Linked DNA regions of Mus musculus: region 2 is linked to region 1. Evidence: chromatin loops called from intact Hi-C (ENCODE). Cell type or tissue: gastrocnemius. All regions are shown on one strand. Links, peaks and the distances in the headings refer to the core of each region. The heading gives the core; the rest is flanking DNA. Region 1 holds the start of Ajm1 (apical junction component 1). Region 2 overlaps Fbxw5 (F-box and WD-40 domain protein 5).

Region 1 (14,999 bases), core at 2,523-10,522:
AGATGAGCCCTTCCCCCGCTGGCAAAAAGATGAACGGGAGGAAGAAGACACTTTCGAAGTGAGAGACGGGATTAAGAAGATCCCAGTCATGGCACTCCTTTCTGCCCAAATCCCGACGTTTCTAGGTCAGCCTAGCTATGTGTTAGTACAAGTCATGATATATTAGCAGTCACTACTCCGCTACCAGCAACTGTAAGGCCCCGCCCCTAACCTTCGTCCCGCCTCCAAGGGCACAGAGGCCCCGCCCTCACCGTGGTACTCAGCCCATTTGTAGCCACGCACGATTTCCTTGCACTCCTTCGCCGGATCCCCAGAAGGCTCTGCTAAGTGGACTCGAATCAGCACATACTTGAAGACGCCATCCGAATCAATGTCTACATCAGGAATCTGACCGAGGTCCGCCGCCATGTTCCCCGAAGCGCTCGATCTCTGGGCCCCACAGCCCCTTACCAAACCCGACCCAGGCCTATGCGTAGGGAGGCGGGCCCTTTGGCAGCCACGGCCAATCCCGTGAGGGAATGCTTACCTAGCCCAGAGCCTCAGCCAGTTGTACCTCCAATCTGAGGCACGGACTGGCCAATTGCAACCCAGTTCTTTGCAGCTTTGGGATCGGGCTCATGAGTCCCAGTTAAAGGAGCCGAGGCATAGGTTAACCCGTGGTGCTGTAAATCAACCCGCTGCAGGGCAGCAAAAGGATGCAAGGACGCACTCCGGTTCCACTCCTGGGTCCTAAGGCTTCAATCCGTAAACCATAAATCCGAAGTCCTCTCTTCCCCAACACCTGTAAACCGGAGGATCTCTCTCCGGTCTCTCCAAATTCAAGTACTCCCCTGCATACTCCACTTCACACCCTCGGGCCTCCCCTTCCACAATACTCCGGTTGCGGGTTGTTAAGCTCCTACTCCCGGAAGCTTTGACGCAATGCTCCCCCCCCCCCCCCCCCCCCCGGCCACGACGACGACCACCACCACCACCACTACCGAGTTATTAGCAGCAGCTACATTCAAGTTCTATTTTACTTGGTTCGAAAGCACTTGCCCTTCTCGTCAGAGGCGTTCTTGCCAGTCTGCCGCAGGAGGGACTGTGGAGCCCCTGGGGAGGGCGGCAGGCGGCGGGGCAGCAAGTGTTGCAAGAGCGGCATCCGGGCATGTGCTAAGACAGGGGCCAAGGAGAGAGAGCTGGAGTGTCCCGGGGACATCCAGTCGAGGGTAGCTGGCGCGTGTGCACACCCTCGTGCATAGGTGTGTGTCCCAGGTTCTTGCAATTGAACTTTCAGAGCTCCTAAGGGCTTGGGGCTTCTTCTTCTCCCAAGATTCTTGGAGAATCTGGTCGCAAGCCCTCTCTGGGTCACACCCTCCACAAAGTCCTGGGCTCAGATCCAGGTACGGGGTCAGGCAAGGGGCTTAGGGAAGCCTAGACCTCTCCACAACACGTCAGGCTTTGGCTTCTCTCTCAGCTTGGAGTGCAGCCAGGGCACTTTTGCACACAGGATTGGATTCGGGGCAGGCCTCGGCACCGACTCCTTAACCGTACCCACACTTGGTGGCTCACTACTAAGCACCTTTCCTAGTCCAGTTCCTAATTAGGGACAGCCCTGTTCCTTACTCATTCCCAAGTCATTCCGTGGTAGGAGCTGCTCTCAGTAGGGTTGTCTGCTAATTCGTCAGCACACGCTTCCCACCTCTCCATCTTCTCTGGAAGGCAGATTTTTAAGGCCATCTTGTTGGGTAGGTGTTGGGAGCTCAAATCCTTACCCAGATCTTAACTCTGGTTGGGTCGCCGCCCACACTGCTTCCCCTGCTCAGGCTTCCATCTGGCAGGGTGGATTGTACCTTGGCCTTAACCTGAAAATTCCCCAGTATTCCAACTTGTCTACAAGTGCCCAGACTAAGGTGAGAGTATTGAAGGACAGGCGGCACTGGTACGTGTACAGTGCTGGCTACGCCCATTGCCTCAACCTCATAGGGGTGCACAGGGAGTAGCCCTCTGAGCCTGATACACCCCAGACAGGAGGGTTAGGGGAAGTGCTCGAAGTAAGGACATCGGGCTTTGGTTAACATGGATTTCTGGACTAGAAGGGTTGGAGAGCTATAGCAAGCACCCACAACATACACCAACTGAGTTTGTCCCCATGGGATGAGTGTAGCAGGCAGAGCCCAGAGGTCCTCAGTCCCACCCCACCTCCCAGTGGGGAGCACCGAGGGCGAGGACCGGGCCCTTGGGGAGCCCCCTCTCCTTGACTGGCTTGGGGAGAGCCCAGGATGTGGAATTTGGATGGCCCGGTTACGAACAGAGAAGAAAAGAAGCAGCTGGTTGGAAACGGGACAGGGGTGGGGGTGGGGGCTCCCAGGCAAAATTAGAGGTGTGGAGTGGGTGGAGCTCAGGGCAGAGAATTTGTATAAGACTAAAGGAGGCCCAGGGGATTTGGAAGGCGCTGAACCAACTGGTCCAGACTCTGGGGGCCTTCGTGATGGATCAGGCAGGGCCTGAGTAGAGTAGGCAGGGCTCGGGGTCGGGGCCTGGGCCTAATAGTTCCATGGTTCACATGATGTCGTCCAGCAGGTTGGCGCTGGCTACCCAATCTAGTGCACGCGGCTCCGATGCAGCCATGATCATGCACATGAAGGGGCGGCCAGTGCGCCGATCCGTGGGATAGATGGTTGTGGGCGTGAAGCGCCGGTTAGCTTCCACAAACTCACAGAGCTGCTCATAGACCCGTGGGAATTCGTGGCGGAGGAAGACGCCGCGCATTCGAAGCTCACGTTGGATATGGATGAAGGCTACTTCACGTGCGCGCCGGCCGGCCTCACCTTCTTCGTCCAGGCCCGCAGTACCTGGGGGTGGCGTCAGGATCAAGGTTTCCATATCTGGCTCTCCGCCACGCGCAGGAGGAGGACGCGTCGGGCTGCCAGCGGCCAGAGCCACCTTGGCGAACTTGCGCACCGTGGGCCCAGGAGTGCGCGGCGCGGGCCGGGCAGCGGCTCCGGGGGGTGCAGCGCTGGGGCCCACAGCCACGGACACGCTAAGCAGGAAGCACTCTGCCGGCTCATAGAGCCTTCCTGCTGCCGCCAGCTCTCGTGCATAGCTACCCAGGGGCGCCGCATGTGTAGCCAGCTCACGCAGCGACAGGTAGGTGGGCGATAACAGCAACCCTTCGAGGCCAAAGCGTAGGAAGTTGTCGGCAGAGCCTGGGCTCGGGAAGCCCAAGAACAGCACGCCACGGCCTCGCGACAGGAATCCGACGCGCGCTATGCGAGAGAAGGCGCGATGCACTGGGCTGCTGTCGCGGCAGAACTGCAGCACGTGGCGGCACACGCTGCCCACGCGGCCGTACACGCAACGCGCCTTGTGCGCGTCCCAGTCCTCTCGGCGGCACAGACGCGAGCAGTAGTAGGTATAGCAGCTGTGGCACGACTTGAAGTAGAGGCAGGCGTTGAACATGGTCTCTGTCCGCCGGCAGCGCGCGTTGGAGCAGGTCATCAAGTCATCCTCGTCTGCGCTGGGCTCGGGGGAGGCGTCCGCTGCCTCCCCCGAGCCGGTGGGCTCTTCAGTGCTGCCAGCCGAGGCCGGGGGCGAGCGCGATGGCGCCAGCAGGGTGGCCCCTCCAGGGCCTGCAGCCCGTGAGTCCAGCAGGCGGCGTAGTTGGCGGCCTAAACCTTCGGCGGCAGGCTCCGGGGCCTGGGCTGGCGACCGTGAGTCGATGACCAGGTCAGTGATGAGCTCGTCCAGCTGCTCGAGGCTGCGCTGGCGGCTTGAAGCAGGACCCTCAGGGACCGTGGATACGGGCTGCCGTGGTCGGCCTCCAGGCAATTCCCAGCCCTTGGCAGTCGGGCGATCCACTGAGCGCAGGTCGTTGTCTGTGATGGTAATCTCTGGCGTGACGTACCAGTTGCGGCCCAGGCTCTCTCCCGCGCGGCCCTTCTCTGTCAGCGACGTCTCGGACAGCGACAGTGCTGCATAGCGTCTGGGTGAGGTGGACAAATTCACTACGACTGGTGGACGCCGACCTTCAGGGGATGAACCCCTCGTATCCCGAACCTCGCGTCCCAGGAGGTTCTCATAGCTGCGGCCGCGTCCTAGAGGATCTTCACGACGAGGACCAGGAGCTAGGATGTTGTCCCAGGATCGAGAGTAGTGGCGGCTATCGGTGGCCAGCCGGGGTGGGCTTGTGCCGGTGCCGCCGTGCCACGAGGCCAACAGTGGTCCAGGGGCGGGAGGCGGCATTACCTGAAGGGTGCGGTAAGGCCTCGGACCCCAGTCAGCCCAGGGTGGGCTGCTGCGCGGGTGCGGGTAAGTCCGAGCCAGTACATCGCGTTCTCGGTACCTCCCAAAGTCCTCGGTGTAGAAAGTGCGGGCTCCAGGGTGCGCCCGGGGCTCTTCTGGGACATACCGGGGAACGAAAGGCATACCGTAGGCTCGAGTTGTCTCCCCGTAGTAGGAGCGGGAGGGGGGCTCCTGGATCGGGAAGGTGCGTACTTCGCCAGCATAGTAGCTGCCCCCACGCCTTGGACTGGGTCTAGGGGGTTCTTCGGACAAGTAGGGCCTGGAACAGTAGCCATCAAAGGGAAGGCCGGGGCTTGTGGTAAAGCTGCCTGCGTAGCCCTCTGGCTCCTCGGTGTAGAAGAATTGGGTGGGACCTGGAGGCGTTGTGAAGGGTTGACTGCGGTGCTCCAAGTAGTCCCGGGGCCCAGGCAGTGGCCCGTCACAGTACAGAGTTCTGGGGTCAGTACAGTACAAGTCACTGGGGGTAGGAGTGCGTGACAGGGCCACGTGGCGAGGGCCGGGAACTGTGAGGCCATGGAACTGTGGAGCTGTGCGAGCCCAGGACGTCGTCTCTCTAGGTGCGCAAGATCGCGAGCTTCGGGCGGCGTGCTGCAGCACTGCCTCGTCCGGCTTGATGTCCAAACGGCAGCGGACATGGGGGACAGGTCCAGAGGGTGGTTCCGGTGGTGCGCAGCGGCCTGGGGTGGCGCATAGAGGCGCGATGCGTCCGGGGCCTCCCCGCTGTGGCTGGAGCTTGATGGGGTGCAGCTCATTAGCGAGAGCTCTCAGCGCAGGATACGAGGGCTCCCGGCGCGGCGACCCCTCCACCCGCACTGCACGCTGGGCTTCCCGACCTCTGCGTTGCAGTACGGGCGGCGAAGCTGGAGCAGTCGCCAGGCCTTGGGACGCACGGGGCGCGCTCTTGGAACGGGTGCGGCGCCGAGGCTCGCTGTCTCTGGGTCGGGCGCGCGGTGGCGCAGGTTCAGGAGGTGGCGGCTCTGGGTGTGTCTCCATGGTGGGCTCGTCCAGTGCCTCTAAGAAGTCAAAACTACGGCAGTGGCGCTTGTTGAAAGGCGTGGGCGCAGCAGGCCGGGCCACGGATCGCTCACATGGCTGGCGTTTGGACGTGAGCCCTGGGTCCACCACCTTGATGTCCTGGTACACGGTCGACACCAGCAAGTCCGGCGGGTCCGTGCGGGTCATCTTAAAAGACGTCCCCAGGCTGGCAGCTCCAGTCACACGGCCTTTCGGGGATTTTGCCCTGGGAGGAGATACCGGTCAGGGCAGCCTCCTCTGCACCCCAAGCCCTTTACCCCACCCCACCCCACGTGCTGGTCCGGCTTACCTGGGGCATAGGGGATGGTGCAGCCTTGGCTGCAGGTCATGGTCAAGGCTTCTGGTGCTGCCTCCATGCCTATGTTAGATGTACCTGCAGGAGAAAGCTCACAGTCCATGCGACCTGTGGGGTAGATGGGCCAGGAGAATTTAGGCTACTGTGGACCTTCTTTGTAGAGGGAACTCCTGAGTTAAACCTGCCAGGCATTCTCTCCCCCTACTAGGGTCGGTTGGGCAGGCTTAGGTAGATCAAAGCGGGACGTGATCTCAGCACTACTGCCCTCTGGTGCCTACAGTTGGAACGATGCACTTTTAGATTTCCTTACAGGTAGACCCTCTGATAATGCAGAGTCCCAGGTGAGTCAATGAATGGTTCCTGCCTGCCGACTAGGCTGGGCAGAGAACTCTTCTCCTAGCACTCAAGTCCTTTTTAACTAAGCGTAAGTCCCCTCAACTCGATGAGGTCCTAGGCAGAGGAATGATCCCAGAGTTTTCTTGGGTCTCAAATCCCTCTTCCTTTTGCATAAATCTTGGACCCCAGTTGCTTGAATGAAACCCACCAAGCTTGCTGGAACAGAGAAGGCTACAGCAAGACTCTCCTGCTTTGCAGAATTGCACATGGACCCTTCCCCCACCCCCAGTGTGTGCTAAAGCCAGGTTTAGGCTACAGAACCACGTGGGGCCATGTGAGCCACGAGTTCATGGTGTCCTTCCTCTAAGCTGAAAACTACCACTAGTGTACCAAGCCAGGAGGCTGCTAGCTAGGAGGAGGCAGAGGAGAGGGCGGGAAAGCCCCTCCCCAGGACAGAGTCCTTCCCACTCTGGCTTTGGAAAGCTCCATGGAAACGTGTGGTTGTTCATCCCTGGAGCTATGGGCTGAAAACGATCTAGGCTAATGTTCAGATGTGGGCCACCAGTGTCTGTGGTCTCCAGGGCCTGGAGCTGGCTAGAGAAAGAGGGTTTAAGAAGGCGATCACACACACACACACACACACACACACACACACCCTCCCCCCATAATGCACCTACTCCCAGGACATCTGCTCCAGAGGAAGTTGAGAGTGTGTTGGGGCCTGGCAGGACTTGTAAGTGGATGGGCCTTTCGGGTCTCTAGTCCAGGTGTACAAGGGGCTGTTAGAGGGGTGCTCTTTGGAGTCAGAGCTACTAAGTACCAAGGCTTGTTCCAAACCCAGGTTCATGCCGACCCTATTAAGACCCCTTTCATTCTAAACTCAGTGCCAGGTCAGAGTTTGGGTGAGATGACAGGGTCTGAGGCTCCGCCCCAGGAAGGTGACAGTCGGCTTTGCTGGCTGCAGCTGTCAGGAGCAGTGCACTGTGACACACGCTCCCTTTGGGATGGGGTTGGGGCTTGCTCTTGTATCCTAGGTATTTTGAAGGCCCTTCCCAAATAGCAGTCCTGCTTTGGCCCGTCCTGGAGCAGCCATCAGCAAGAACCTAGTCTGCGTTGCTTGGGGGCGGGGACTCCTCATCCTTCCGTGCAGCCCCCTCCCGTGCCAACAGCTCCACATGCTGGGCAGTTTGGCTTGGCCTCTTACCTGGTGATTACTCCACGAGCCGAGCCCGAGTAGTCTGCATAGCCCAGGTCGGTCCCAGTGTGTACCTGGCCCCGCTATAAATATATATATATATATACATACACCCGGTACCAGCAGAAGCTTGGAGGCAGCAGCTGTGATCCTGGCCTGGCGGCTCAGTACTGCCCCTAGTGGCTACCAATAGAATAGCACTTAAAGGGGCCGCGTTATAAGGTAGGTGTATACTGGGACCACAGACGACCTAGCTCTCATTTTAGGCGGTGTAGAGTGAAGGGTAATGTATAGCATCCCCAAAGCACAAATCTTTCGGTCTGAACAGGGAGTCCCTTGCACCAAGAGAAGCCTGCCAGAAGGATTCCAGGCAGGGTCCTGTAAGGAGCCAGAAACCTTGGCTTGTCTTTAGAGAAACTGGGTTTGGGGAAGTTTCCAGAATACACGTCTGTGGTTGGACCTGGGTGGGAGCAGATGCCCATTGGCCTCTCCTCAGGAACTGTCCTCTTTGGCTCTGAAGACGCCAAAATCTCGGCAGGTGCCCGGGAGCCAGATGGCTTGCTCAGCCTGGAGTGTAGCTGCAACTTCCAGTGTCCAATATAGCCTGGGTGGCCACCGCCTGCTTCCTTTGGGGGAAGTCTTCAGGAGGTTCACTTCTTAAGCCACAACCTCATTCTGGCCCTGCGTGCCTCTTGCCAGAGGCACTGGGCCTTCCAGCATCCTAGCTTGGTAGATGATGGGCTATAGATGCCAGACCTGCCTATTTAGGCACCAGACCTGGCAAGATCCCGGTGCTACGGCTTATTGGGCAGTAGTGGGGGTAATTTACGTGTAGACCCTTTCTCTACATCAGGAGTACAAAGTCTGGGAGCTAAAGGGCCAGGTAATGTTTGTCCCATAGTGCCTGCTCAGTTATCAATTGTCCTGTGTACACAGCTCCCTAGCAGAAAAGGGAAGCCCCCCTCATAGCACCCCCACAAGTTCTAGGGAAGTACTCTCAGCCTTGGCCCACAGTAGGCGCAGCACTATGCTCCACCCCCAACGTCACTAGCAGTGATAAATGCCTGCCTCTGGAGGGTTCTCATGGCAACGTGTCCACAGTGGGCGAGGGTGGAGAGCTGCCAGCGGGGGCGAAATTCTCAATTGCAGGCGCCCCCAGACTCCCAGCAGGCAGGGAGGCAGTGCAGAGCAGGACACAACTACCTTACCAGGGCCCCAGGGCCTGAGACTCTCAGGTATTCTCCCTGCAGTAACCTTGTATCAGCCTGTGGTGGTAAGCCCTGAACCATGGCCACCTTGGTCCTCTGGATTACATGGTATGGCTAGGTACTAAGTCCTCAGACCACCCTTTGGGCCGAATTTTGGCTTAACAGCACCTAGTCCATTGTTTGGCCTCATCTCAAGCTGTTTAGGGGACCAGAAAAAGAGTCACACACCACAGTAAAATCAGAGAGCTTTATGGTATGGGTCTGGAGTGTCTAAGAAGGTGCCCTCTGGGCTCACCTGCGCAGGCGCTCAGCGGGCAGAGGCGCAGCTGGCACACAGTGGCAGCCCGTTAGTGCCTCTCCCACAGGAGAAGTGGTACATTGTGTTCTCTTGCCAGGCTTACCCAGTGCGGGGCCTGGGCCACTTTGCAGTAGCAGATGCTGCCATGCCCTCCTGAGTGACACATGACACATCTGTGCTCAGGGCAGGACCCTGTGCCACTCTGGATCCATGGGGAAGAAGGTCCACAACCCAAGCCATGCTGTGGCTCTGGGAGAGCCCCGGAAGGCAAGCAGGAGTGGGGCTGGGTGGTGGGCATTAGAGAAGCCAAGCAGCCCCACGCCCTGCCTCTGTAAACAGACCCTGGTGGGTCCCTTCTCGGCCCCAGGCACATCCCTGAGAAACACCGGGGACTGGTTGCAGCTCTTTCTGGGAGGCCAGGTGATCCACCAAGCCAGCTGCAACTTTATTCTGTCCCCTCCCTCCCTGCAGAGCAGGCTTCTGCTGGGTTGAGGCCCAGCACCTGCAGCGCCTGACCCAAGGGCCTGAACACCACCAAGGTCTTCTGCACAAAAAACAATGTAGAGTGGGCCAGACCACATGGGGGCAGACATAATGGCTGGGGGACATAGGTGGCAGGGTGGTCCTGGGAATGTGGGTGCATAGACAGCAGCCTCCCAGCCACTGGCAGCCCACCTCTTCCCAGACAATCAATTGCCCTAGGCATGTTTAGAGCTCCTCATAGTCCCCACCTCCAGGGTGGCGGCTGCCAGGGGCCCCACCCCCCAGGAAGGCTTCCAGCTCATCTGCAGCCTTCTGCTCTTTGCTCCGAGGGGGCTTCCTCTTCTTCTTCCGATCCTCCTTGCCCTCCTCCTTGTCCTTGCTCTTCTTGTGTTTGCTTTTCTTTTTTGTAGTCTTTTCTTCCTCCTGAAGGTCATGAAGAGCAGAACTAGAGTCAATGGGCAACCCACAAGGCTAAATCCCACATTCTAGGAGCCTGGATGGCTTGGCTAGTTGGGAGGTTAGTGACAGAGTAGGTACCTCTTTGCTTTTCTTCTTCTTTTTCTTCTTCTCCTTAGAGGGAAGTTTGCTGTCTCTATCTGCACAGAAAAGGACAGCTGAGCTCCTACCTGCTACCACTTTGTAGAGTTAGGCAGAGGCACTGCTGCAGAGACCCCATTCCCAACAGGGCGTGGTCCCACAGGCAATTTATGTATTTTTGTGGTGGTGAGTCTTGAACAAGCCTTCAAGTAATTTCTTCCCCTCCCTATGGGGCTGAGAACCTGACAGTACAGTCCTAAGCTGTTTGCTGGGCTGACATGGCCCAAGTCCAAGGACTTCTCCAGGCAGCCTGGGCCGGCCCGAGATTCCCAGGTATTCTCCCTGCAGTAACCTTTTATTAGCCTGTGTGGTTTTTTTTCCCCCTCCCAAAAGAATTCTGTCCCAAAGGCTTGGGACACCTGAAAGCATGGAATGTAGAACATTTGGTAGAGGTGAGGACCCATAGGGAACCATGGATAGAGTGACAGTGACAGTGTTTAGATGACTATTCTGGACCACACTTGGGTGCACATTTGCCAGCTGGTGTGACAGTTTCACCAATCTCACAGCTAATTACTGTGGTGAAAAGAGAAACCATAGGCAATGTAAATGTAAACACAGGAGTATCACAGACAAGGACCTCTAGGATCCAGCAGGTTCCAGGCCCTCCTACCTTCGTCACTGCTTTCCTTAGGTCCCATCTCCTCTAGGCCCAGCCCAAAGAGATCGGAGTCATTCTTCAGTCTGAAAGCACCTGGGAGCTTGGAAGGTGGAGGTGGCTGAGCAGGGCCAGTGTCCTCATCAGTTACATCAGAGAGGTCTTCTCTTACTGGAAACCTGCCCTGGAAAGAGAGCAGCTGGTAGGCCGATTGTGCCCTGACCACTCCGAGGGATCTGGGAAACAAGGTTGGCAAGTTCACTTACGACTCCAGGGGCTAGGGCTGGATGGGAGGGGTAACCTGACCCAGATTCAGAAAGATCAGCAGGGCCTTCATGTGGACAATGGGCCCTCTCCCATGGACTCTCATTCACTTTCTCCAGCAGGCTTCAGCCACACAGTAAATAAGAAAGGATTGTGCCTCTGGGGCACTGGAGCCAGGAACATTCTCCTGCCTCTCGTCAGGCTCTGGGAAACAGACCTTCTTGATTGTCCTCTAGCTCTGGAAGGATGGTGCCTGAGCTGCCCAGTCAGCACCTGTCCTTACCATTCTCCTCTGTGTATCTGATTCATCACTTTCAAAGTCTGGGTCATCCATGACGAAGGACAGCATCTGGGCAGCAATGGGCCCCTCAGGATCACTCTCTGATGACACCTGTTTGTCCTTCCCTTCCTGGGGTCTTTCAGAGTCATCAGTGGTGAGACCATCTGACCACGGTGGCGTGCCTCTCGTGGGAGCTCTCTTCTTTTGTGGATGTGAGACCTTGGTGGAGGACCTTCACATAAGAAGAAATGTCAGGAACTCAGAGGCCACCCTGGGTTGCCACCTCAGCTGGACATACTCTGGGAATCCCAGCCCATACCATTTAGTCTCAGGCTCTGAGCATTGCTGAGGGGCCACTCTAGGGTGGCCTGCCAGTCCTTCGGCTTCCTCCTCACTTGAGAGACTGATGTTCTTACTGGGCATGGGATCCGAGGGCAGCAGGGATTTGCCATGTGTCTGGTCTTCTATGTCCACATCATCCTGGAAACCTGCCACCATTGGGTTCCCTCCTAGGGCCTCCCCATCGTCACTGCAAAGAGGGGGGGGTAGGCAGTCAGAGGTTCTGAGGGGGCTGTGTGTTGCTGATTACCCACCCCACTGCCTGTAGAGCTGCCCTGTCTGTAGTACCATATCCCAGTGGCAAGACCTTCTGGGCTGTTACAGGGGTATTCTGCTGTCAAGAGGGGGACTAAATAGTGAGGGAAGCACTGCCTAGTTGCTGCTGGTCAGTGACAGAATCAGTGGGAGGAGTCCAGAGAGAAGCCCCTAATTTATTTGTTTCTGGAAGGGAAGCCCTTGGTCCCATACAACATGGTGATGCTGGAGATGATAACAGTCACTCAACATTTGATCTGTGAGAGGGAATAATCTCAGGCTTAACTGTAGACAGATGTTCAAGTGTCGTTAGAATTCAGAGAAGGGACTGAGAAGGGCTAGCTGCAGGAAATTAGACCTGGCTAGGGCTTGCTTCTCTGGGTCTATATGGAGACCCAGGTGGCCTTCACTATACCTTACACATAGATTGGGCCTTCAAGAGTGCCCATATCCCTAGCAGGGCGTGGTGGCACACGCCTTTGATCCCAGCACTCGGGAGGCAGAGGCAGGTGGATCTCTGAGTTCGAGGCCAGCCTGGTCTACAGAGTGAGGTCCAGGACAGCCAGGGCTGCACAGAGAAACCCTGTCTCGAAAAACCAAAAAAAAAAAAAAAAAAGAGTGCCCGTATCCCTGATAGGCCATCTGTCAAGGCTCCTGCTATCCTAGGAAGATTTAGCTTAATGTTCTCTAGTTTGCTGTGGCCATAAACTCTGCCTCAGTCCCGGGTAAGTCCTTTGTCTGTATTCCCCAGGGTGGATGGCAATGATTGTACTGAGTGGGCTTTGACATGACCTAAGCCCTTCCCTCTGTTCCTCCATTTGTCCTCAAAGCTAACTGCCAACCTAGTAAGCACCGGAGGCTGTGCCCACAATGGGGTTTTGGAGACCCAGGTATGAATGGGATGGGGAAGCTCTGTTGCTTGGTCCTTGAGGTGGACCCTGTGCTCAGCTCTATCAATCTGACCCTTACCTGTCACTATCCTGCTGGGGACCTTTGGCTCCAACTTTCTTGTCTTTAGGCACACTTGTGTCTTCCAGGAAGCTTCGGTCAAGGCCATCTTCAGGGACAAAATCCTCAACATTCTGGACTCTTGCTGGAGCTTCGAGAGCTGGAGCTGGCTCTACAGAGAAATGCTGTTTCTTCCTTATGTGGTCCTTGCCCCCATGCTAGGCAAGCCCTAAAACTGTGCCTGTGGGATTGGGACTTAACAAGGCATGCACCCAGGCTCAAGGTCCAGGCTATTTTAGAACCAGGCTAAGGACTGGCTGGCCCATGTGACTTTTCAGGGGCATAGGGACATTCCAGTGAGGAATATGAAGCTCAAGATGCCAGAAGGTGGCCCCAAATTCACATGAGAGAGCTGCTCCCAGGCTTACCTGGAGGTGAAGGGGTCACTTCTGCAGCTGGTGAGGTCCCAAACAGCCGAGAGATGATACTGCGACGCTGGGCTGGAGCTGGGGCTGGAGCTGGGGTTGGGGCTGGGGCTGAAGAGTGTACAGAGGAGGGCATGGCCTCCAAAGAGGGTACAGGAGATGGTGCTGAGGGACAGGTGGAGGAGACACCTAGAGACAGCTGAGGGGCAGGCTGGGGTGTGCTGGGGCTGGAACTCCCTGTGGATACAGCACTTGGAGGCACAACTGGCGACTGGGAGCCTGAGGATGGGCTCTGCCCATTGGCTGCCAAAGGGGATGCGTGGCCTCGACTTCGAGCCTCCATCATTTCAAGGAAGCTAGGAGGGGCAAAAGGGCATGGAGTGAGGAACCTGCTTCTTCTCGGCCCTCTTTTTCCATGGTTTTCAGGCATCAGTGTGTCTTTTACATTTATATTTAGGCAGAGGATAGGGCCTGTCTGCCAGTCAACTGTCCCGTCCCTGGTACCCAGACTAATTCCTTGCCTATCCTGTCTCTTTAGCACTGTAGCTCCCAAGCCCATGCTCTCCCTCTGCACTGGCATTTCCTCAGCCTGGGGAACTGAGCTGCACAGCAGAGGTGCAGGACCACCCACTCCTGTGGAATCTGGGTAGGCCAGTAGCTGTTAGCCAAACAACAGTGAAGTAGTGTGGCTGGTTATGGTCAGTGAGGAAGTTAGCAATCGCACACGAGGAGTGGCTCTCATCACAGGCATGTGCTGACCCACACGTAGGAACCATAACGTATGTCTAAGCACTTTGTAAGTTCTGTAGGCTCCAAAGTACTTGGGGGTGTAGAGTGCCAGAGTCGACACAACCCATCTTCAGGAGTACCTGTCCTCACTTTCTATAAGAACTGAGAGGGGATGTAGGGAGACTGAGGCTGCTCCCAGGCCAGCATAGCTCAATTCAAAGTACTAGTCCATCTGTTTTAGAAAAATGTTGATCTGACTATTAATTAGCTCATATTAATAATTATACCCCAACAGGTGAACAGGAAGGGCTCTGGGCAAGGACAAATAGCATGGACGCAGGTCCTAGACCGCTGAGAGGAGCTGCTGAGCTGTGTTAGTCCGATGCTCCCCACACTGCTCTACACTGAGTACTGCTAAGGTCTTGGCTGAAGGACACTCAGGCTGATTGTATGTGGTGCTTTCTCCACTGCCTCATAGATTCAGACCAAAGTCTGGCACTCAGCTCTTATCTGTGAACACTAGGGCCTACTGGCAACAGGGTACAGGACCCATCCTCCCCGCTCAGGGTAGTGAAGGCCAGCATAGCTGTAGATGCTAGCTCACGTACATGCTGTAGTTCTGGTCCTCGGTTTCCTGCTGCACTGATAGCTCCTCTAGTGTGGCATCGATGTCTAGTTGGTTTGTCTCCAGCTGCCTCAGTAGTGTCTCCCTCTGTAGAGGAAGTAGACAAAACTGAGTATGCTTCTTCCCCATTCTACCGCCTGTTCCTGTGAGAGACATGAGGTCTGGCTGCCTGCAAGCTCAGCTTTTATGGCTTGGAGGATATAGGTCATGGGGAACCACACCAGAAAGTGCCACCTTCTGCTCCACATCTTTGGTCACTAGCATGTTTTGTTGGCTACAATAGCCTATCAGGCCACAAAACCATGGAAACAGGCGCTTAAGGTGCAGGGGCAGCTCTCGGGGCAACTCTAGGTGAGAAGCTCTGCCAGGTAAGCCTGGGTAAACCGCATACTTGTAGTCGGATGAACAAAGCGGATCAAATCAAGTCTCTGAGTCCAGCTGCCAAGGCTGTCAGTCAACATGGCTTCTTGCATTTAAATTTAATCTTAGCCAGGCGGCAGTGGCACACGCTTTTAATCCCAGCACTTGGGAGGCAGAGGCAGGCAGATTTCTGAGTTCGAGGCCAGCCTGGTCTACAGAGTGAGTTCCAGGACAGCCAGGACTATTCAGAGAAACCCTGTCTCGAAAAACCAAAAACCAAAAAAACCAAAAAACAAACAAAAAAAAATCTTAAAAATCAGCAGCTTTTCAGGCTGTGTAAGGACTGTGTTCCTAATTGGAAGAGGCTCTGGTGGACAGGCACTGCCTTCCAGAGAAACAGGGCTTGCCCCCGGCTCACAGTGGGGTCCTTTCAGCACAGAGCAAA
Region 2 (14,999 bases), core at 2,990-10,989, 72 kb before region 1:
GCAGGAGTGACACTATATTGCCCACAGCGGCCACATCCTGGTATGAGGAGTTCCGGCGGCTCTATGACATGGTACCCTGTGTGGAGGTGCAGACACTGAAGGAGCACACTGACCAGGTCCTGCACCTCAGCTTCTCCCACTCGGGGTACCAGTTTGCCTCCTGCTCCAAGGACTGCACGGTGAAGGTGAGGGTGCCTCTCCCATGCAGCAGAACTCAGTGGGAAGAGAAGCCAATGGTGAGAGAAGCAGAGAGGGCCACATAGTGCCTGGAGGCCTGCTCTGGACCACACAAGACCCAAAGCTTAGAACAGCTCTAATCTCTAGCTCCCAGGGTCAGCCCTCTACATTGGTACGATGTCATAAGAGTGGGTGGTAAAGACCTAGGCCAAGGTTCTTGCCCCATGAGGACCCAGAACCCTCAATGGAGAAGAGTCAGGATTTGCTGTGCTGCCAGAGTGAACTGGCCTGGTAATTACCCTGCAGCCTTTCTGGAACAGATCTGGAACAACGACCTGACCATCTCACTGCTGCACAGTGCAGATATGAGGCCATACAACTGGAGTTACACCCAGTTTTCCCAGTTCAACCAGGATGACTCACTGCTGCTGGCCTCAGGGGTGTTCCTGGGGCCACATAACTCCTCCTCAGGCGAGATAGCTGTCATCAGCTTAGGTAAGTGTGGGCATTGGGTTGGGCTACCTGTCCCATTGTGCCCTGCCAGCAGTCTGCCCAGCTGTGGCCTTCCCCCCAGACTCCTTCGCCCTGCTGTCCCGTGTGCGAAACAAGCCCTATGATGTGTTTGGCTGCTGGCTCACAGAAACCAGCCTCATTTCGGGGAACCTGCACCGCATTGGAGATATCACCTCCTGCTCAGTGCTGTGGCTCAACAATGCCTTCCAGGTTCAGACCGGGACAGGGACAGGCTGGGCAGACAAGTGGGGTAGGGCAGGGAAATAGAGAAGAAGGCATGGGCAGGGCTGGGCATGGAAGGGCAGATGCAGAGCCCAGGGTAGGCTGCTCCCCAGACATGGCCCTCTGACCAGCACCCAACTGTTATCCACAGGATGTGGAGTCAGAGAATGTCAACGTGGTAAAGCGGCTCTTTAAGATCCAGAACCTCAATGCCAGCACCATCCGCACAGTGATGGTGGCTGACTGTAGCCGCTTTGATAGCCCGGACCTCCTGCTGGATGCTAGCGACCAGGCTGGGCTCCCCTGCCGAGTCTTTGACCTAGGTGGGGACACTGAAGAAGAGGCCACTGACCCAGGTTTGCACACTTCTGGTTCTGACCACGTCAAGAAAGGTTTACGGCGTGTGTTTGATAGCGTCTTGGATGGACACGGACAGCTATCGGATTGTGCACTGGAGACCAAGGTGGCTGAGCTGCTGGCCCAGGGCCACACCAAGCCTCCAGAGTGCAATGACGCTGACACCAGGAATAAGTACCTCATCTTCACCACTGGCTGCCTCACGTACTCACCGCATCAGATCGGTAATGGTGGGCAGGGCAGGGCTGGGCCTGGGACGGTCACCAACCACTGTGTTGCTCCCCAGACCAGCAAGTCCATAGGCAAAGCTTGGCTCATGCATTGAGATACTGTTCTGCCTTGGCACACTTGATCCTGTGTAAGAGTGGTGAAAACCCAGGCAGGGGATTGGTCAGCAAGTGAGCGGGTGCACAATTGTGCTTAAGTCTGAGTGTAGACAGTGTTTGTGGACTCTTAGGGCTGTTCTTGGATTGGGAGTGCCCTGGTGGTAATGTCCTTGCAGGCTCTGGATGACCCCTCACCCTGGTCTCCATGCAGGCATCAAGCAGATCCTGCCACACCAGATGACAACTGCAGGGCCCGTGCTGGGCGAGGGCCGGGGCTCTGATGCCTTCTTTGATGCCCTGGACCATGTCATTGATGTGCATGGGCACATCATTGGCATGGGCCTGTCTCCTGATAACAGGTGGGCCTGGTGAGCCAGGTGGGGCACCACAGCTGGCCCTGTATCTAATAGCATGCTTGTACCTAAGATGTATGCTATCCCTTGCTCAGGTACCTGTATGTGAATAGCCGTGCCTGGCCCCCTGGCTCAGTGGTAGCCGACCCCATGCAGCCACCACCCATTGCGGAGGAGATTGACTTGCTGGTGTTTGATCTCAAGACCATGCGAGAGGTGAAGCGAGCTCTTCGAGCGCACCGTGCCTACACACCCAATGACGAGTGCTTCTTCATCTTCTTGGATGTCAGCAGGGATTTTGTGGCCAGGTGTGGGCTCAGGTGGGCTCCAGGGCTTGGGTATGGGCTTCAGCAGGTGGGTGTGGGCTCATCCAGATGCTATCCCACAGTGGGGCTGAAGATCGGCATGGCTATATCTGGGACCGCCACTACAACATCTGCCTAGCCAAGCTGCGGCATGAGGATGTGGTCAACTCCGTGGCTTTTAGCCCCCAGGAGCAGGAACTCTTGCTGACAGCCAGCGACGATGCCACTATCAAAGCCTGGCGTTCACCACGCATTGTTCGTGTTCTGCAGGCTCCACGCCCTCGCCCCCGCCCTCGCCCCCGCCCCTTCTTCTCCTGGTTTGCCAGCCATAGGCGCTGAAGGCTTCAGTGATTTGAGCCATTGGAACCTACTGGGGAAAATGGTACCCCGTGGTTCTTTATTGCACTGGGGCAGAGTAGCTCATAGCAGCAATGCCTTAGGAGGGGCAGCCTGACCCCAACACACACACACACACACACACACACAAAACCTGCTCACTTAGCCATAAGGCTTAGCACTAGGGTAGCCCTTGTTGGCAGCACCAGATCCCATGCTAGCCTCTTGGCTAGCTTGGGGTACACAGGTCATTGGGAACCCTGTTCTTCACCTACCCTCTTCCCTTGGGTTGGCAGCTCACACAGGTCCAAGCTGGCTTCTGCCTGGGTACCTTTCATATTCAGCCAAACCCACACCCTTGGATGTCTTGAGTGTACCCTGGGCAGCAGGCCACAGGCACTGGTCTCTGATAATTCAGTTTTTGCTACTGAGTGGCCTGCAGTGGACTGTGGGTGCTGCATGCTGCACTCCTGAACTGTTTGGGCCTGAATAAACAGTTGGCAACAGCACATGCCATCTAGTCTGTTTGTAGCGAGGGGCCCCAGGCCTTGCTGGCCAATGTCGTCATGGTGATGTCTGCCTCTGGTCCTCCAAGAGACTGAAGAGTGAGCTGGTTCGGGTGCGTAGTCCTTTGACTTCAGGGATGCCTGTGCATGGCTGTGAGTGCTAATGGGTGCAGGAAGATTGACCAGCCCAGCCTGGACAAGCACCCAAAAGAGGGTTGGCTCCATCCTCCCTCAGGAGAGTTCCCTGGGCAGAGTATAGTGATACAGATCTGTAATACTTGCTCCTCGGGGGGCTGAGGCAGGATGATGGGGAGTTAAAAGCCTGCTTGGATACAAAACAAATCCAAGGTTGATCTAGGCTACTTGGTTAGACCCTGGCTTGAGAAAGTAAGAGGTTTGGGAATTGTGGTTTGTGTTAATAGTGTTTGCCTGTCATGCCTTGAGTTCAATTCTTGGTGCCACCATAAGCTCTGAAAATGTGTGAGGTCCCAGGGTGCAGGAGGGTAGCTCTAGGCCATCCTAGGAGCTTACGTCATGCACCTACACTTAGCGGCTCCATGCATGGTCCTGGCAGTAGGGAAGATTTGGGACTTTGACAGGGCCAGCCTCCAGAGTGACCACAGTGTGACTGGGCAAGCAGCCTGGTACAGTAGCGTCTCATTTAAAAGCTGCTCTCCTACCAAGAACAGAAAATGTACCCAGGGCAAGTGAATGAACAAGGCAAGTGCCCTTCCAGGTCCAAGCTAGCAAGTGAGCAGGGATTACTTCCCATCCTTCCGCATCTGGCTGCATCAAGGGGACTAGGGCAGAACCCCAGGGACATATGGGACCAGAGAAACCAGGCCTGGTCTGTGACCCATTGCTGATGTTGGAGAGCAAGATGCAATAAGCATCCATCAGCATGAATAGCGGTGCCAGCAGGATGGGAGGAGCCTTGGCTGGAAAGCACCAGGCCTTGAGAGGATGTGAGGAGGACCAGTGGTGTGGAGGCTGTGCCAGGGCTCGGGGTGGTACATGTGTCTAGCATGGTTACCCCCACCTAGGCCCAAAGGCAACAGTGCTAAGCATTCTTCACAAGGTGAGCATGAAACTGAATTCCGAGCCCATAAGAACCTGTTCTTGCCCTAAGAGAGCAGCCCAAGTTTGAGTGCAAATATACTTCTGAGGAGTTACAGCAAAGTCCCAGAAAGGACTTTGGATTTGTCTAAACCTAAAGTAAAAAGAGAACAGTGGTATCTGTAGAACTGAAGCAACACATTACACAAAACCAAATAGAAACCAGCGGCATGCAGAAATTTGAAATTGAACCGTGAAAACTAACAGTAACAAACTACAAGTTCAGCCTTTTAAGTGTTGGGCTTTACACAGCGCAGGCAAGATGGCTCAGTAGGGGAGCCTGCCACCAAGCCTCAGGACCCACATGTTGGAAGGAGAGAACCTCTATTGGCCAGCCACGAGGTATGTGTCCCCATATGAACAAAATGAAAATATAATAACTTTAAAGGAGGAGACTTTAAAGGAGGAGAGATGTCCATACCCCACCTGTAGCGGCTGGGGTGAGCGATTGAGTGTTTAACTTGGCACATTACACACATCCCTGTGAAAAGCAGCTCAGTGAGGACTCAGGAGAGGTGGCACAGCTCTACAGATGGCGCTCTAAGTGATGGATGCAATGGCTGAGTGCCTGGGGACTTGCAGGGCAGGAGGCCCCATATCCGCAATGTCTTGGCACCCTGGTGGTGGATGCAGACCTCTGCACTGTCTTGCAGCTACAGTCCCAGGAAGGTGGGTTGTGTATTACTCTCCCCCACCGCCCCCCCCATCTTCTTGCCATATGAACCCTACTGTGGTTCAGTCAGGAAGGGCAAGGCAGGGCAGCCAGGTGGTTAGAATTCCAAATACCTGGCTAAATGGCCAAATGAGGAGCGTGAAGGGGAACCTCAGAAAAGTGAAAACAACAACAAACCCTCAAGTCTGTTGGTGGAGTTTAAGTACAGGTGTAATTGAACTGTGGGACTTCTACACTGGACTTAAAGCTCAAATAACAACTCCACGGAGACCACTGAAAACTTGGTGTGTATTTAATTTTTTTCACTTTTTTTTTTGGGGGGGGGAGCACTGATGCAGTACTTCGGGGGCCAGAAGGCAACTTGCAGGAGTTGGTTCTCTTTCACCTTGTGGGTTCTGAGGACCCTTAGATCATAAGCTTAGCAAGCCCCTCACCTAATGAGCCTTCTCACTGTCCCTACAGAGCAAAAGAGAGATAGTTAAAATTGTAATAAACTAAAGTACACTAAAATGTTCAATTAGCCATTCCATTATAGGTAGGAAAACCAGAGAACAGTGCACACAAAAACTAAGCATATCAAGTGTCATATAAAAAATAACCTTTCAACTTTCTCATTTTTTAAGATTTATTTATTTTATGCATATGATTACCAGTAGAGAGCATAGGATCCCATTATAGATGGTTGTGAGCCACCATGTGGTTGCTGGGAATTGAACTTAGGACCTCTGGAAGAGCAGTCAGTGCTCTTAACTTCTGAGCCATCTCTCCAGCCCCTCAAGTTTTTCTATAACAGGGTATCACTGTGTAGCTCAGGCTAGCCTGAAACTTGAGGGCCTCCTGAAAGGTAGGATGGTAGATGTGAACCACCACACACAACTCAAAACACATACTGAATAAAAACTCTGATGTGAGGTCTGGCAGCAAGCCTGGGGTCTCCCTAAATAAAGCCTGCCAGCACAGCTGGGTTAGAGGAGGGACAAGCGAGGGACAAGTGTCACCCCAGAACCCAGGTCAGAACTTTTAACCACCTTAGGCCATCAAAGTCGGCACATGGAGAGGCAGCACATGGAACAGTGCTCTGTGGAGAGGAGACTTTTAGCAAGAGCCTCAGATGGAGCAAAAACTAAAGCAGCCCAGGGCAGGGAGGCAGCCCAGCGACAGCCAGCATCCAAGACAGAGCTGCTGCTGCTGCTGCTGCTACTGCAGCAGAGGACACTCCAGGAGGCACAAATAATAGGTGGTGTGTTTATAAAAAGATAGAAGGAATATGTTTGGTGGATGTGTAGTCAGTTATGGGGGAAGGGGGTACCTCCGAGGGCCCATGCTGAGGCATTCCTTCCCCCTGAGGGACCAGCCACATGACGGTATAGTATAGAATAAGAGTTTATTCAGGGCATGGGGAGGGAAGTTGAGAGGTAGGAGATGGAGGGAGGAAAGGAGGGAGGGAGGGAGGGAGGGAGAGAGAGAGAGAGAGAGAGAGAGAGAGAGAGAGAGAGAGAGGAGTTGAGGCTGGCCATAAGCATGTGGAGGGGAGGTGGTGAGAAGGCACAGGGAGCAAGAAGGTAAGAGAACAAGAGAGAGAGGAGGGGGCAAGCAGCCCCTTTTATAGTGAGTGAGTTGACATACCTGGCTATTGCCAGGTAATTGTGGGGCAGAGCTTAGACAAAATGTTAACAGTAGAGTCCTTGGTTCTGGGGAAGGGGGGGGGGGGTCAGCAGGGCCTGGAGTGTTGTCCTTGCTTTCCTTGGCTTCTGGTGACTCACCCATCTTGGTTTGTGGCAGTTCCCCTGTTCTCTCCTCACCCAGGTGTCTGTCCCTATAACCTATCACTTTTGCTATATGTGTCTATGTCAAAAGCTCCGCTTTCACAAAGACATTGGCCATAGTGGATTCGGAGTGACTGATGACTTTTTAAAAGTTGCTCAGCATTCTAAGGGCCCTAGTTCCCATTCTGAGGCCTGGTTCTCAGGGGGTAGTGGAGGGCGTACAATTCAACCTCTGAAGATCAACTACCTGTATGGGACAGGTGTGCACAGGCAGAACTTCCTACCTACTCCAGGACATACCCTTCTACAGTTCCCATGGAAAAATCTACCAACCTAGACAACAGCTTAAGTCACCAAGCAAATCTCAGCACTTCCAAGCATTTTATTTAAGGCTGAGCAGCCCTATGTCTTAGACCACTCTATTGTTTTGACAAGACACCACAGCCTGAGAGGCTCACAAACAGCACAAGTTTACTTCCTACAATTCCAGAGGCCGAAAGTCCAAGACCAGGTGAACAGACTTGGGGCCTAATAAGGGCTGTTTCCTAGGTAATCAAAGGCCCTCTTCTGACCAAATTCACATGGTGGAGGGCTGGATACACTTCTCCAGGCCCGCAAAGGCTCTATTTTCATAATCCAATCACCTCCAAATACTGTCTCTTTGGAGACATGTTTCTACATATGAATCTGTGTGAGTCAAAAATCTTTAGTCCTGCTGGGCAGTGGTGGCCCACGCCTTTAATCCCAGCACTCAGGAGGCAGAGGCAGGTGGATTTCTGAGTTCGAGGCCAGCCTGGTCTACAGAGTGAGTTCCAGGACAGCAAGGGTACACAGAGAAACCTTGTCTTGAAAAAAAAAATTTTAGTCCTGCCTGGCAGTGGTAGCTCTGCGCAGTTTGGGGTGACAGCCTCAGGAGCTCACACAAGTCTGTTGACTGCAGGTCCCCTAGGCAGGGGTTGCACCTGGCAGCCCTACCTACAGTTTTGACAGCCCAAAGATTTCCAAGATTTCACTAGGTACTGTCCGGATGGTCAGGAGGATTTGCCCCTGTAATGTCTAGTGCCCTTTACTGACTGCAACATACTATGACAGCCAGCTGGGGTCACTATGGCTCAGCCGCTGCCAGAGTCAGCCATAACATATTTCAGATGTTTCTAGGGCTACCTTCTGGTACCCTCACTAGAGTCTCCCTGGTCACCCATTGATGAAAATCCAGGCCTTTCTGGTCAGTTTTTCTAATCCTCCCAGTTCCAACCATTATCCAGTTCTAAAGCCATGTCCATGCACATACACATGTTAAAAGCAAATCTGAAAGGCATCTGTGGCCAGCCAGGGTTACACAGTGAGACACTGTTTACAAACAAAACCAAAAACGGAAACAAAAAATCACCAAATCACTTGACTTGGTGGTGCACACCTGGAATCCCAACACTCAAAAGGCAGAAGCAGACAGATTTCAGAGCTTGAGGCCAATGTGCTCTGCTTACTCTGTGAGCTCCAGGTCGGTCAGGGACACAAAAAGAATCCCTGTCTCAAAACAGGGTATCTGTGTCAGTCGTTGTGATGCACTCCTTTAACACCAGCATTTAGGAGGCAGGTGAAGGCAGACCTCTATGAGTTCAAAGGCCAGCCTGGTTTACAAAGCAAGTTCCAGGCCAGTCAAGGTTACATAGTGAGATCCTGTCTCAAAAAATAAACCAACCAACTAAAGGTATTGTCTTAGCTAGGGTTTTACTGCTGTGAACAGACACCATGACCAAGGCAAGTCTTATAAAAAACAACATTTACTTGGGGCTGGCTTACAGGTTCAGAGGTTCAGTCCATTATCATCAAGGTGGGAGCATGGCAGTATCCAGGCAGGCATGGCTCAGGAAGAGCTGAGAGTTCTATGTCTTCATCCAAAGGCTGCTAGTGGAAGACTGACTTCCAGGCAACTGGGGTGAGAGTCTTAAGCCCACACCCACAGTGACACACCTACTCCAACCAGGTCACACCTATTCCAACAAGGCCACACCTCCAAATGGTGCCACTCCCTGGTCCAAGAATATACAAACCATCACAGGTATCTATGTGTGTGTCAAGAAATGGCCTCCTGCTGCCTCCCAGCAGTGAGCTTCTTAGCCTAGGTCCCAGCAGCCTTTGTTTCCAGTGGCTCACTTGTGGCCACTCGGGACCACCACAGGTGCCAAGGGCCTGGGCCCCTGGTTCAGCAATAGCACCTGTAGAAAGTGCCATACTCAGGGACACAGTGCCCCAGCACTTAGGCTTCCCAAGGCTGATCCTGGCCACTAGTCACCCACTCCACTCCCCCATTCATGGGTACCACCCCACTGCACCCCGCCCCACCATTCTGCAGTATGCTCACTGGTGGCCTGGCTCCTCAAACTGTGCCAAGCTAGCCAGCCAGCCAATCCCCACAGGCCAACATCAGGCCTCACTCATCCTGACCTCAGGGCTCTGTGGGGCTAGGCTGCATCTGACTCCCTGCCCCTTTCCTCCCATCCCACAGAGCTTCCCTGATCCCAAAACTGTCACCTGCACAAAACAGAAAATAAGTTGCAGGCAGCTGTCTTCCCTACTCCCAAAAAAGTAAAGATATAGAGAGAAGACACATGATGTCAACTTCTGGATTCTACATGCACATATACCACTTGTACCTACAAACACATTTTAAAAAACCAAAACCAGGCTGGAGAGTTGGCTCAATGGTTAAGAGCACTGACTGCTCTTCCAGAGGTCCCGAGTTCAATTCCTAGCAACCACATGATGGCTCACAACCATCTGTAATGGGGTCTGATGCCCTCTTCTGGTGCATCTGAAGACAGCTACAGTATACTTACATACATAAAATAAATAATTCTTTAAAAAAATACAAAAGCAAACCCCTCCCACTAATGAGTACTTAAAAACACACAATAGACAAGTAAGACACTGCAGCCCCAGTGTCTCTCAGCAGGCCTGAATGGCAGCAGCGCTGTGCTCAGGCAGTCACTAGGTAAAACAAGGTCACAGAGATAGAAGGCCTCCATGCACATGTCCTCTGGTCCCTGAGATGGGCAAGTGCCCAAGCATGCAGGAGACAGAGTGGAGATGCTAAAGGGAATGGGTCACATCTCAGGTGCCACGGGTGGGAAGCCGACACCAGGATGGGATGAGATTTCATCACAACACTAAGAATTTACAACTTATGGATTGTACAACCTAAGATGTATGAATTGCTTATTTTTGAAAACTTTTCCATTTAATTACTTTTGGCTCTCAGAATTAATCCAAACCCTACACCTTGTGCAAACAAATGGGAAACAATATACCCAACTGTCACATGAGAAACACTGTCATGACAAGAGATCACAACAGAAAACTGTCATGATCTGATGTTAACAGAGAGTTTTGAAAGGCTTAGGGAGATATTTCCGTTGGTAAAGCATTTACAAGGCAAGCGTAAGGACCTGACCCCAATCACTCAATCTCCAGAAGTGTACACACACACATACACACACACACACACACACACACACACACACACACACACACACCAAGCTGGGAGAGCCCTGGGTGGCTGTGGTAGTGCACACTCCGGAGGAAGGGGCAGTCAGATCTCTAAATTCAAGGCCAGTCAGGTCTATAGAGTGAGTTCCAGAGAGGCTACATAGAGACACCCTGTCTTGAAAAACAAAATGAAACAAAACAAAACAGGCTGGAAGTGGTTGTGTGTGCGCATGATTCCACCACCAGGGACACAGAGACAGGTGACTCCTACTGTTTATTGGCCAACCTAGCCTACTCAGCATTCCAGGCCAGTGAAAGACTTGGTCTCAAAAAAAAAAAAAAAAAAAAGTGATTGGTGCCTGAGGAAACCTAAACATGTCTCTCCCCAGAAGTACGTGTCATGCATGCTTGCACGACACACAAATTTGAGACAAGACACTGAAAACATAACCCACACAGAGCACTGCTAAACATCCCATCAAATCTAAAAGCTTTCCCTACAGAACAGACATAAGATGAAAAGATAAAGCTAAAAAAAAATCCAACTAAGTTATGTATTCAACCAGACTTGTATCCAGAACAAAAGTCTTAAGCTCAACCTAAGAGAATATGCAACTTAAACATAGGTAAAACACATGGTAATTTAAAGCATGGCAAGACAGGACATGCTGGTTAGGGGCTATACTGAAAACACACTGAGGCCCAAGGGCTACTGGGGCTGTGGGGCAACAAGAGTGCAGCTTGCAGGGTACTTCACTGGGGACACAGCCACATTTAAAATAAATTCGCCAAACCGGGGGTGGTGGCATAACCTGTAGCCCCAGCTATTCTGGAGGCTGAGGGAGAGGAGCCACTGAGTCTGAGATCAGACTGGGCAACACAGGAAGCCTATCTCAATAAGCAAAGGAATGAGATGAAATGTATTCTCTATGGGGCATGGTACTCTAACCCAGTACTAGGGAGTCTAAGGCTCTGGACAGTAAGACCCTGCAACAACAACAACAACAACAAGAATGTATTTACAACCTGGAGACGCACCTCAGGGAAGTGCTCACCACAGCATCCCAGCATTCAGCGGGCAGGAGCAGGCAGAACTCTGTTTGAAGCTAGCCTGGTCCAGAGCGAGTTTCAGGACAGCCAAGGCTACAAGGTGAGAGCCTGTCCCTAAAATGGATGATAGATAGGTAGACAAACAGAATCGCAGCACTGCATAGATCTGGTGCTGTGCCTACAATTCTGGCATTTGAGAGGTGTCTCAAAAGCAAACCAAGTCATATGAACTTAACACATGACCTAGCAGCTCCCCTCTTAGGGTAAACGTTTGAGAAATGCTGCTTGCCTCATGACAATCCCAAAACACCGATGTCACCCTGCAGAAAACCTGAAAACCACCCAAGTAAGCTCCCCCAGGTGAGCAAAGTGACACACTCACACAGCGGGACTAGCCTGGGAAAGAAACACATTCAACAGATTTTTTTTTCTTTGAAATCTCATTATATAGCCCTGCCTGGCCTGAACTTGCTATGCAAAGCAACCTAGACTTGAACTCACAGAATCCAGCTGTGTCTCTGCCTCCCAAGGGCTAGGATTAAAGGTGTGTGCCATCATTCTCTGATACAGAGTGTTCTTTAAGAGGAAAACCTGAGTGTGCTCAACAGTTTGATGTCTACGTGGCACAAACTAAAGTCACCAGTAAGCAACACCCCTCATAGCCTCTGCATCAACTCCTGCCTCCAGGTTCCTGCCTGTACTGGCTGGTTTTATGTGTCAACTTGATACAAGCTGGAGTTATCATAGAGAAAGGAGCTTCAGTTGAGGAAATGCCTCCATGAGATCCAGCTGCAAGGCATTTTCTCAATTAGTGATCAAGGCGGGAAGGGCCCATTGTGGGTGGTGCCATCTCTGGGCTGGTAGCCTTGGGTTCTATAAGAGATCAGGCTGAGCAAGCCAGGGGAAGCAAGCCAGTAAAGAACATCCCTCCATGGCCTCTGCATCAGCTCCTGCTTTCTGACCTGCTTGAGTTCCAGTCCTGACTTCCTTGGTAATGAACAGCAGCATGGAAGTGTAAGCCGAATAAACCCTTTCCTCCCCAACTTGTTTCTTGGTCATGATGTTTGTGCAGGAATAAAAACCCTGACTAAGACACTGCCCTGGCTTTGATGATGACCAGTGATTTGGAAATGTACACTAAAAAGACGCAGAGCAGGCTGCTTTGGTCATGGCAGTTCATCACAGCAAAGGTAACCCTAAGACAGGAGGACAGACTGAGGTCCTCCCAGTGCTGGCCGGGCAGGAGGGCTCATCTACATCATGTTTACACTGCACTGCTCATGGCTTAAACTTTTCATCTCTTCACCAAGAAGAAAATCTGATTTTATTAATGATGTTTAAAGAAGAAGAAGAAGAAGAAGAAGAAGAAGAAGAAGAAGAAGAAGAAGAAGAAGAAGAAGAAGAAGAAGAAGAAGAATCAGGAAGGAGGCCAGCCCATGCCTGCAGTCTCAGCACTCAGGAGAATCTCACAAGTCTGAAGTTATCCTGCTCCCATCTACAGTTTCAGGTCAGTCATGGCCACACTGAGACTGAGCCAAAGGGAGACAGGGGGGAAGCAAACAAAGAAAGAAAATTAGGGCAGGGGCTGTAAAGTGCCCACTTAACAGCTCCATCTTCCAGGAACCCCACACCCTCTTCTGTCCTGTCCAGGCACCGGCACACAGACCCACGTACACAAAAGAATAAAACCTTTAGAGGCTGAAGAAAAAGAAGCTAACAGCATGTGTTCTTTCAGAGGACACAGGTTCAGTTCCCAGCAACCACTGGGTGGTTCACAATCACTTGTAACTACAGTTCCAGGGATCTGAGATCCTCTTCTGGCTTCCTTGGGCACCAGGTATGCACATAGTACATATACATACACACCAGGCAGATATGCACATAGTACATATACATACACACCAGGCAGATATGCACATAGTACACACACATACACACCAGGCAGATATGCACATAGTACATACACATACACACCAGGCAGATATGCACATAGTACATACACATACACACCAGGCAGATATGCACATAGTACATACACATACACACCAGGCAGATATGCACATAGTACATACACACCAGGCAGATATGCACATAGTACATACACATACACACCAGGCAGATATGCACATAGTACATACACATACACACCAGGCAGATATGCACATAGTACATATACATACACACCAGGCAGATATGCACATAGTACATATACATACACACCAGGCAGATATGCACATAGTACATATACATACATGAATACATGCATGCACTAACACATACATCTGGGTGTGTTGGTGCTCAGGAGGCATAGGCAGGTGGATCTCTGTGAGTTCAAGGCTAACCTGGTCTACACTGTGAGTTATAGGACAGCAAGGGCTACATGGAATGATCCTGTCACAGAAGAAAAGTCAAAAACAATTCCTTGGCAGATTATGCAATGGTGTGGCCATGTAAGAGCTTGGCACTTTTTAAAAACAACAACAACAACTTGTTTTCTTATTTATTTATTTATTTATTTATTTACTTACTTTTTAAAAAAGATTTATTCATTCATTTTATGTATATGAGGCATTACAGGTGGTTGTGAGCCACCATGTGGTTGCTGGGAATTGAACTCAGGACCTTTGGAAGAGCAGTCAGTGCTCTTAACCACTGAGCCATCTCTCCAGCCCTGCACTTTTTTTTCATTTTTCTGAGGTCTGTTTGCATCTTTGTTTATGGCAGGGTTTTTAATGTAGCCAACACTGAAGCTGGGCGTGGTGGCGCAAGCCTTTAATCCTAGCACTTGGGAGGCAGAGGGGAGAGAGTGATGGCAGACTCTAATAAACTTCAGAATTTCACAGGTACTCACAAATGTGTACACAAGCACACCACACACAGAAAAAATACTATCACAGGTTGGGCAGTGGTGGCTCACACCTTTAGCACTCAGCAGGCAGAGGCAGGTAGATCTCTCCGAGTTCAAGACCAGGCTGGTCTAGACAGAGTTTCAAGACAGCCAGGGATACACAAAGAAAACCTGCCTCACCAGGTGGTGGTGGCGCATGCCTTTAATCCCAGCTCTTGGAAGGCAGAGGCAGGTGGATTTCTGAGTTCCAGGTCAGCCTGGTCTACAGAGTGAGTTCCAGGACAGCCAGGGCTACACAGAGAAACCTTGTCTCGAAACAAAACAAAACAAAACAAGAAACCAGCATGTCAAAAGGCATTGTGATTCTATTACTATTATCCCAAATGTGCTGACAAGAGGCAGTGGTGTGGTTAGAGGGCAATGCTGGTGACTTTAAAATCTGGGGGCCTGTGAGGTGCATGTGTAGGCAGTCCCCTCGCTGGGAGGTGATGCACAGCGATGCACACACCTGCTTATGAGCTGTCTCCAGAGAGCCGGTTTGGCAGAATCCCCCCCTTCCCTGTAGAAGAGGACAATTCGACATCTGTCTCATTTGACAGCAAACTGACTTCCAAGGCATTGCTCAGAAGTTCCTCCCCAGCCACAGGGAGTCAGTAGGCAGAGAGCTGACCACCCTCACTCAGCCCTGTTAGTCCTCCTTGGCCTCAGATAGGTTCAGATTCTGTCTGTCACAACTCCGTTCCTCACACTGCCCTATGGATTCTGGTCTTTTTGGTCTGGGCTCTTGAGAAAGGATCTCACCGTGTAGCACTGATTGGCTTGGAACAGATTTCCACCTGCCTCTGCCTATTCGTACCGGGACTAAGGGTGTGTGCCAGCATGCTCGGCCCTGTCGATACCTTTCTATTCTTCCCACTCCACAGTTTCAGCTCCTGTGTGCTAGATGCACACACAGTAGGGAT

What was found. A loop is a pair of places that touch in the nucleus more often than their neighbours do. Peaks named below come from ENCODE experiments on the same cell type or tissue, not always from the same donor. Only the 100,000 strongest peaks of a DNase experiment are listed, where the experiment ranks them.
Region 2: a loop joins it to region 1, with 6 times the contacts of the local background. A loop is called at or near these places in 3 of 42 quality-filtered maps.

The regions. Positions count from the first base shown.
Region 1 is chr2:25,574,432-25,589,430 of GRCm38, forward strand. It overlaps Ajm1 (apical junction component 1), which reads right to left and starts at 5,668. Exons shown (of 1, transcript NM_001005424.2): 1 at 985-5,668. The coding sequence starts at 5,466. The coding sequence ends at 2,542. Rabl6 (RAB, member RAS oncogene family-like 6) reads right to left here. Exons shown (of 15, transcript NM_001024616.2): 8 at 14,178-14,281; 9 at 12,844-13,196; 10 at 12,437-12,587; 11 at 11,193-11,402; 12 at 10,877-11,105; 13 at 10,345-10,513; 14 at 9,672-9,730; 15 at 8,586-9,557. The coding sequence ends at 9,360. It overlaps Phpt1 (phosphohistidine phosphatase 1), which reads right to left and starts at 440. Exons shown (of 3, transcript NM_029293.2): 1 at 252-440. The coding sequence starts at 408. In gastrocnemius, for the core only: CTCF peaks have their summits at 3,611 and 5,882 (motif pointing left); DNase peaks (open chromatin) are centred at 2,851, 3,298, 3,721, 4,208 and 13 more places; H3K4me3 peaks cover 3,700 bases.
Region 2 is chr2:25,502,374-25,517,372 of GRCm38, forward strand. Fbxw5 (F-box and WD-40 domain protein 5) reads left to right here. Exons shown (of 9, transcript NM_013908.5): 3 at 28-185; 4 at 498-672; 5 at 752-900; 6 at 1,064-1,493; 7 at 1,807-1,954; 8 at 2,044-2,256; 9 at 2,337-3,097. The coding sequence ends at 2,592. Among named protein-coding and RNA genes, the nearest start is that of Fbxw5, 9.1 kb to the left of the region's middle. In gastrocnemius, for the core only: CTCF peaks have their summits at 4,764 and 7,747 (motif pointing right); a DNase peak (open chromatin) is centred at 4,011.